Regions from separate parts of the Homo sapiens genome. Here region 1 is linked to region 2. Evidence: chromatin contacts called from ENCODE Hi-C data. All regions are on one chromosome and are shown on one strand. Each heading gives the region's core, a stretch centred on a gene start or an enhancer-like site at or near the end of the contact. The rest is flanking DNA. Distances are from core to core; before and after follow the strand shown.

The links. Hi-C counts contacts between places; a loop is a spot of excess contacts on that map. Pooled maps may share reads with other maps.
Region 1: a loop to region 2 is called in a pooled map, with 9 times the contacts of the local background. The contact joins the promoter of OSBPL3 here to the promoter of MALSU1 in region 2. A Hi-C loop is called at or near these places in 7 of 50 pooled maps.

What each region holds. Positions count from the first base shown.
Region 1 is chr7:24,977,505-24,981,717 of GRCh38, reverse strand. OSBPL3 (oxysterol binding protein like 3) reads left to right here and starts at 1,540. Exons shown (of 23, transcript NM_015550.4): 1 at 1,540-1,832. RefSeq lists an enhancer at 71-240 and silencers at 1,381-1,890, 1,941-2,150.
Region 2 is chr7:23,296,765-23,300,960 of GRCh38, reverse strand. It overlaps MALSU1 (mitochondrial assembly of ribosomal large subunit 1), which reads right to left and starts at 1,622. Exons shown (of 4, transcript NM_138446.2): 1 at 1,353-1,622; 2 at 1-122. The coding sequence starts at 1,608. RefSeq lists an enhancer at 1,316-1,805.

The DNA of each region.
Region 1 (4,213 bases), core at 291-2,790, 1.7 Mb before region 2:
GCATGACAGTGGATTTGCTCGGCAGCATCTCTGGCGCCTCCCGCCCTCGCCCGCCGCCTGCCAGATCCGAAACAGACAGTCCCAGACATTTCGCGAGGGGGATGGTTCCAGAAAGCGAAGATCTGAGCGTGGTGAATGAAATGTGAACAGAATAGCTCCGGAAAGAGTCTCAGAAACCTTGAATTGGGGTCAGTTTGGAGACTGAAAATGCGTCGAGCGCTGCAGGTGGTGGTTGGCAGGGGGATTTAACACTGTGGAGCCCTTACTCCGTCCCAGGCGCTGAGCCCAGCGAGCCACGCGCGGTGCCCAGCTCGGTGAGGTCGGTTAGTTGGGTCTTCAGGGAGGCTAAATACCCTGTATTTGCTATTCCCTTCGCCTGGAACGCTCTGTGCGAGACTGGGTGTGGCAGCTCCTTTCCCAGGCTCAGGAATCTGGGTAAAAGCCACCCTCGCCTAGAGGCCCTCAGGGTGAGCGCCCCATCACGCGCTAAACCACTTTCGAAAGTGGACTTGGCCCTCCTCTCAGTACTAACAGTCTGTCAGCCTTTTATTTTTTGCATAGATATGTATTTTCTCTTCTTTATTGTCTGTCTTTCCACAAAAAATGCAAGCCCCGTGAGTACTGGAGCCTGGTGCGCCTTTCTCACAGTTGCAAGCTCGCAACTGCTCCTGGCATATACTAGGTGCTCACTAAATGCTCATGCCCTTCCCACCCGCCACCTGCGGCACTCGACACATTTGCAGTCTGCAAACTGACCCCAAACCATCAGCTGCTTGCATTCGTCCTAGGATCAAAGAAGGCCATTGGGCTAGTGGGAAGTCAAGTCGGGTGGACTTTTCCGTCTTTCAGGGAGATTTAATAGTAACGACGGTGCTCTCCCCACCTCCTACCCCCTTGCACATAAACTGCACAGAACAAAATCACCCCGGCACGAATCTGCACGACTGCCTCTGGAGGTAGGGTCACGGTCTCCGAGCCCCGGGTCTCACACTGATGCTGTCCTTTGTCATCTCGTGCCTAGAGTGCTGCCTCCCTATGTATTTCCTCTGTTCTCGACTCCTCTGCCACAGTCTGACTTTCTCGGGAGGTCGAGTTCTCCTAGCCTGTGCGACCGCAAGGGTCCCCTGGAGCCTTCTCCGTAAACCTGCCCCTCCCGCGCTGCCCTCACTTTTTCCTCCTTCCCTGGCCCGGAAAAGCCACTAGAGGAACATTTACCGAACGCCTACCGCGCGCAGGCACCGAGCTGGGCCACCGGGAGCCCCACCCAGTGCCTCGCCGCAGGACTCGCCTCCCTCCGCCCTCCCAACCCATCCGGAATCCGGGGTCCCTAGTTCCCCCGCCGCGTCATGGAATCCGCTGGCTTCTTCCGAGGACATCGCCCCACCTCCTTCCCGAAAGGCGACTTCTGATTGGTGAGATTGTGCATCACTCTGCCGCCCTCCCGCCCCCTCGGGGCCCCGCCCCTGGGCCTCTCAGGCCCCTCCCCTGCGCTCCCGCCCTTGCGCGGCTCCTCGGGCTAATCGCCGGGCGGCGCGCGCCGAGAAGTTCTGGGCAAAGTACTCAGAACTGGCCGCGTGCTGGTGGCGCCCGCCAGCCGGCCCGGGAGAGGGGACTTGAGCGCTTCGCGGCCGGTGCGCAGCGCGGCTCCGGCCCCGCAGTCTGTCTGCAAGTGGCCATCCCCGCCCCCGACTCCTGCGGCCGGTGCGGGAGCTGTCAGCTGCACGTTGCGGGGGTACCGGAGAAGCCGGGGTTGCCTTCTCCCGGTTCTGTGCGCTAACCCCGGAGCCCGGCCCCGGGGAACTAGGGAGCGTCTCCGGCTGCACAGCGCTCAGGTGAGTGGCGGGGCGCCCGCCTAAATGGGGCCTGGGTGTCGGGGGGCCTGGCGGCGGCGCGGGCTCGGAAGGGCTGCTGTTTGCGGGGCGCCGCGGTTCTCTGCCGGACCGGGGTCTGTCCGAGTCGCCCGGGGAGGCTCCGGCCCTGGGGCAGACCCAAGCCTGGGAGCTTGGGTGCCGGCTGCAGCTCCCGGGGAAGGAGGACCCGGGTCTCACCCACCCCAGGACACCTTCCCTCGAGGGACGGCTCAGAGGATTGACCGCCAGGAGGAGCCGAGCGCAGGGGCCGCGGCGCAGGTGCGGGAGGACGCGGCGCGCGGAGCTGTCCTGGGCAGCGGGGAGGCGCTACGCCGGGGCTAGAGGCTCAGGAAGCCTGGTAAATTGGGGCGAGCGCGAAGCTTTACCACATCCGCGGGATGGGGCGCGCCGGAGAGACTGAGACAACGCTCGCGGGGCAGGCGCTCCGCTCGCCCGCCTTCCCAACCCCGGCTTGCTCAGCTCCCCGGTGCTGGGCTGGAGGCCCAGGGCACATTCCTTTCTTGTCTGAATTTACATATTCATCAGCTTTCTGGCCCCTTCTGGAATTTTTTTTTTTTGTTAGTTTCCAATTACTACTGTTCAGATCACCTTCAGGCTCACCCTAACTCTCGTCTCAGTGTCTCTCACATTGGTCCTTTCCTGGAGGCCCTGCAGCGTCTTAGTTCAGGGTCTTAGGGACTTATGCACTCTGTCTGAACGTTGTCTACAGTTGGGTTTTCCTACCTCTGTCTCTGTTTATTCCGTGGTCAGGTAAATTCTTTAAGTACTGTCATCATAAGCCAGAAACTCCCAGGCAGCCTCTTAGCGCTGCCCAGCTTCCCGGGGAGCGTTTGTGGCCTCTGGAGTCGCTGATGGGCACTGTCGCAGGTCGTCCAGATACTTCTTAAGCAGGGGCGCGCCGCCCTTCCTTCGGCAACGCAACTTGCTTGCTGCCTTCTGCACACTTGTGCTTGTCCTTCTCCGCCTCACAAGCCACCAGTCTCCTCAGTCGGGACTCTTGGAGCTGAGGGGACTGTGAAGTTGTCGGTTTCCATGTGTCTGCGTACTGCGCAGAGGTGCTTGAGACCCCCTAGGTGTTGCTCTGACCCTCAGAGTTTGAGTATTGGGATGAGGGCATTTAGAAATATTTTAAACTACAGCTGCAAAAGAGATACTTCCACAGATGGGTGAAAGCGAAGGCCTGGCTTCTCATCATCTGCACTGTACCCCGCAAGTATCATACAAGGTGAGGTCCTTGGCTAAAGGACTATACTTGGCTAAAGGAGATCAGTCAAGCAGGCCTAGGTTCTTATGCATCCAAGCTAAATGACCATCCCCTCCAGCCAAGCCACATCACCCGTTTGCTGTTGCTCATAGCACTTAAATTTCTCTCTGAAATTGTCTCTTTGGGTTATTGGGTTATCTGCCTTCCCTCATTAGGATGTAAGTACCAGGAATGCAGAGACCTTGTCTGTCTTGTTCATCACTTGATCCCCTGTGTCAAGAACACGCAGTAGGTTTGCAGTAAACATTTATAGAATGAATAAATGAAACCTTCTCTGTAAATATGAGGAATGAGGATTTCATAGCTGATTTTGATTTTCATCTTTATCCTTTTTTTACTGTTGGGAAAATTAACAAATAGCAATACTAGGAACTTTTGTACATTACCGCATTAAACTTACAGAAGTCTGTTAGCTAGGTATTTTTAACCAGATGGGAAATTGAGGGTCCAGCAGGTTAACCTGTGTTGCCAAGGTTATCCTGGCAGAACTAGGATTCCAGCCCATTTTGTCTCTATTGTGCTTGACCTCTTCGAATAAACTAAAATGTGGTTTCCACCATTAGTTAATAGGCATTTAGCTTTATTTGTATCAAAAGCTATGGCTTAGCCAAAAGATTTACTGTTTTATTATTGAGATATATTTTCAGTAATCGTTAATAGTTACATCATAAGCCAGATACTCCCAGGCTGCAGTAAGCTGTAATTTTCTTTTTTCTTTTCTTTTTTTGAGACGTAGTCTCACGCTGTCGCCCAGGCTGGAGTACAGTGGCGCGATCTCGGCTCACTGCAAACTCCGCCTCCCGGGTTCATGCCATTCTCCTGCCTCAGCCTCCCGGGTGGCTGGGACTACAGGCGCCCGTCACCACGACCGGCTAATTTTTTGTATTTTTAGTAGAGACGGGGTTTCACCGTGTTAGCCAGGGTGGTCTCGATCTCCTGACCTTGTGATCTGCCCACCTCGGCCTCCCAAAGTGCTGGGATTACAGGCGTGAGCCACCGCGCCCTGCCCGTAAGCTTAATTTTCACCGTCTTGCTGGGCATTGTTGTGAGGTTATCTCCATTTTTCAGGTGAAGAATT
Region 2 (4,196 bases), core at 373-2,872:
AATCACAAAGTAATCTGTATATCTCATTTCTGGAGGAACCTGGATCACACAAATGTCTCTTGCATTTTCTTGCCTCAGAAGTGAAACCATCATATCGATGTCAAACTTGGGACCAGTATGATCTGAAATGCACAAATAGTTGTTTGTATCAGGATGGCCAAGCAGATAGACGTGTATGCACCCAGAGATGCCGGCAGCTGACTGTTCCTCCATGAGGGTGTTTAGATCCAAAGTGTTTTTACAGATAGCAGGGTAAAGGCCTCCTGGAAGGTGAACCTGGGCAGTAGTATCATAGCACCGCTCAACTTTTATGGTCAGGGTGCTCAGATTACGCAGAGCCACTATACATCCTTCGCTATTAACCATATGCAAGTAGAACCAGACACCAGTGACAAATGACTTTCTACTAATACTTAAAAGGAGCAATACACCACAATCACAGAAATGCTGTGCAAAGAAAAACAGCACCACAAAATGGGTAGGAGGTGATATCCTGGAGCATATTAAATTGAATCTCAGTCATAACGGGTCACAGAATTGTGAGCTGGAAGGGCTCTTAGGCAGTATCTGGTCCACAACCTTCAGTTGAGAGATGAAGAAACTGAGGCCTAGGAGAATTACTGTGGCCTAAGATCAGTCACTGAAAGAGCTACATTTTTGAGTAATTATTATTTTGAACCTTCCAGTTTTCATATAAAACCACCGGGTTATTAACAACTGTTACCTATGAAAATCTAATTTTTTTTCCCGTAAAGATTTAGATATTCTGATCTTCAGCTTGGAGTATTACAGGCTGTAAATTTAAAAGCTCGCCCAAGTTCTAAAGCCGACTCCAAAGGACCTAGTAGCTAAGCCCACTAAGGCCTCTCCCTCTCATACTCTACATTCTTAGATGTGATCTGTTTACCATTCTTAAGTTTCTAAAAACGTCAGCAATAACTAGAGGATATTAACTTGGACCCATCTCCTACTGGCGCTTCCTACGCACCCCTTCGCACCCAGACCCTGGCTCCTCAGAATCCTCAAGCCCCAACAGTCCCCACAAACCCATTTCCCAGGATCCTAGGAAGAGGGTAAAAGGAAGTGAGGACGGTGAGACTGTGATGCCAAGGGTGGGAGATGGCCGTCCGGGAGGCTGGGATTCTGCAGTTCATCTCTTGCCCTCAATTTCTTCACTGTGAAACGGGAAGGTTGGCGCCAACAACCTTTGAAGTCCCTTCCAGCTCTGGATGTGCAGGAGTTTTGTGACTCCAAGAGAAATGCACATAGAGGGGAACCCAGAGCCACCTTGGCTGGGACCTGACTCCAGACTGCCCGGAGAGGGTCGCCTTCGTTCTTCTCCACGCCCGTACCTGCCGCGTCCGATTCTGGGCGTCCCTCGTTGACCGTCCCCTCCGCCCGCTCCTCCAGCCCAGGCTCGCTGTGCAGGCCGCGGACAAAGTTTGGGGTCTGGCAAGCCCGGCAGAACGCTGCTCCTACGGGAAGCCGCTGCACGGCCAGCAGCCGAAGCCCGGGCTCGGCTCCAACCGCGGACCCCGCCACCGAGGAAACCGCCCTGCGCCACATTAGTGGGGCGAGCAGCCGCGCCACACGGCCGCCCGGCCCCATAGCAGCAGCCTTGCGTCGGCGTCGCGGGTGGGTGGTACTTCATGGAGCCCGGCCGGGAAATTCTACGTCGATGCGTGGGCGGAGTCAAGGCCTGAAGGACGGACCATGGGCGGAGTCTGGAGCCCGTGAAGACTGCAGTGACCCGGAAGAGCTACTTGGGGATTAGGGCGTGCGGGAATAAAGAACTAGTGTTGCTTGCCCACCTTGCTTTGCTTTGTGTCGCAGTAGCGCATTACGTTGTCACTTTTTTTTTGGACTCTGTCCACTAATGTGAGGCTCATGAAGGCAATAATTTTTGTTTCATTTTTAACTCTTCTCTCCACAGCACCTAAAACAGTTCCTGGTACTGAATGTCCAGAAGTTGCTGTTAATCTGATTAGGCTGGGATTAGGACATATAATCTACCCTCTCTCATTACCAGAAAATATTCAAGATTCCCTTGCAAATTTGAAATTGCGCGAGGAAAATCTGTTATCCTGGGCTAGAGTGGGGTGGGAGGCAGAGGTGTAAAGGACCATTTGGAAACCGTTCTTAGGTCAGCCCATCATCTACACTCCCTGTATGGAGGAGTTTACGCCCAGGGGCGGTACTGTGGGGACCAGCTCTGTAAGAATAAGGAATTCTGAGGTGCCAGCTGCGGTATTAAGTCACAGGACTTGAGAACTGCGATAGATTCCTGGCACGGGTGGGGGGGTGGGGGGTTTTGGGGGCGTGGGACGCCGCAGGGAAGCAACTTGCCCAGGTCATACACTTACTGACTGCGTCAGAATCAGAAGCCAGTTTCTGGCTTCTGAACTCCAGGCCTGCTAACTGCTGAAAGGAAGGCTTCATAGAGAGCAAATATTTCAAATGCCTGAAACAGTGCCAGACACATAGCAGGCACTCCAAAAATGTTTGCTACATTATTTTAAATAATTCCAAGCACTAATTTTGGGAAGTTTTTTAAAAATAGAGAAATTAAGCATTTGTGTATATCACACCAGATATGTACAACCACTTCAAGTTATTTTTGAAAAGAAGAAAAACATTACAGATTAAGTTTCCTCTGTCCAATTTTAGCCCCATCCTCAATTCCATTTTTCCACAGGCATGAACTTGGCTTTTCTCCCAGCTTCTGGCATCCATTCCGTGTTCCCACCCTTCTCTGAACATCCCAGACCTGCTTTACCACCTGTATTTGCCAGCTCATTTAATGGGTCATTATCCCTTCAAAACTCCCAAACCCTAGACTTCATTCAGTCCAGGATCTTCATACAACAAACGAATCTGTTGTCAAAATCCTGCTTATGTGACCTCCAAAATGTTTCTGTGAGTTCAGCTTCTTGTCTTCATTTCCACTGTTTCTTCCTTAGTCCACACCCTCATTAGTTCTTGCCTAATTACAGAGACTGCCTCCTACCTGGCTTTCCTGTCTCCAGTCTGTTTCTACTCTTTTCATCCTCCATGCTGCCCTTCTATCAACTACAATCATTTTCGCTTTATCTGCTTTTTGCTGTTTTTCAAACTCACCATACCCTTTTTTATTTTTATTTTTTAAAGAGATGGGGTCTTACTCTTGTCACCCAGACTGGAGTACAGTCACACAATCATAGCTAACTACATCCTCAAACTCCTGGGCTCAAGCGGTGCTCCTGCCTTAGCCTCCCAATTAGCTAGGACTACAGGCATGTGGAACCATGGCCAGCTAATTTTTGTTTTTAATTTTTTTAAAGACAGGATCTCACTATGTTGCCCAGGCTGGTTTCAAACTCCTGGCCTTAAGCAATCTACCCCACTGTAGCTGTGAGTATAGGCATAAGCCACCATGCCTGGCAACCTCACCATATCCTTTCAATGCCAAGCTTTGCATATACTTTTTTTTTGAGATGGAGTCTCGCTCTGTCACCCAGACTGGAGTGCAGTGGCACCATCTCGGTTCACCACAACCTTTGCCTCCAGGGTTCAAGCAATTCTCCTGCCTCGGCCTCCCAAATAGCTGGGATTACAGGCACGTGCCACCACCCCCAGCTAATTTTTGTATTTTTAGTAGAGACGGGGTTTCACCATGTTGGCCAGGCTGGTCTCAAACTCCTGACCTCAAGTGATCCACCCGCCTCAGCCTCCCAAAGTGTTGGGATTACGGGTGTGAGCCACCGTGCTTGGCCACTACTCTTTTTAGAGCACCCTTTTCCCATTTTTTCATATGACAAACTCAGACTCACTCTGTAAGACATACCTTAAGCATTAAGATATCTCCCCCTACTCTCTCAGATGGCCCCTCAGAAACCCCTCATCCCTTTGTTCATAAATGTCTTTAACATTTATGTTTGACTGCATGATACCCCACTAGAAAAGACTTAGATTTAATTCCACCTCTTCTGTTTATTAGCAGTGTACTATTGAAGTTCTTAATCTGAGCCTCAGTTTCCTCATCTGTAAAATGAGGGAATGATACCTTCTTCACAGAGTCTCGAAAAATTGGATAAAATATGCAGCACAAATTATATACCATAGTGCTTGGCATGTAGTAATCATATGGAAATTAGTATCTGTCTACAAATTGACCTCATGGAGAGGAAATGGCTTGAACCCAGTCATTATGATAAAGC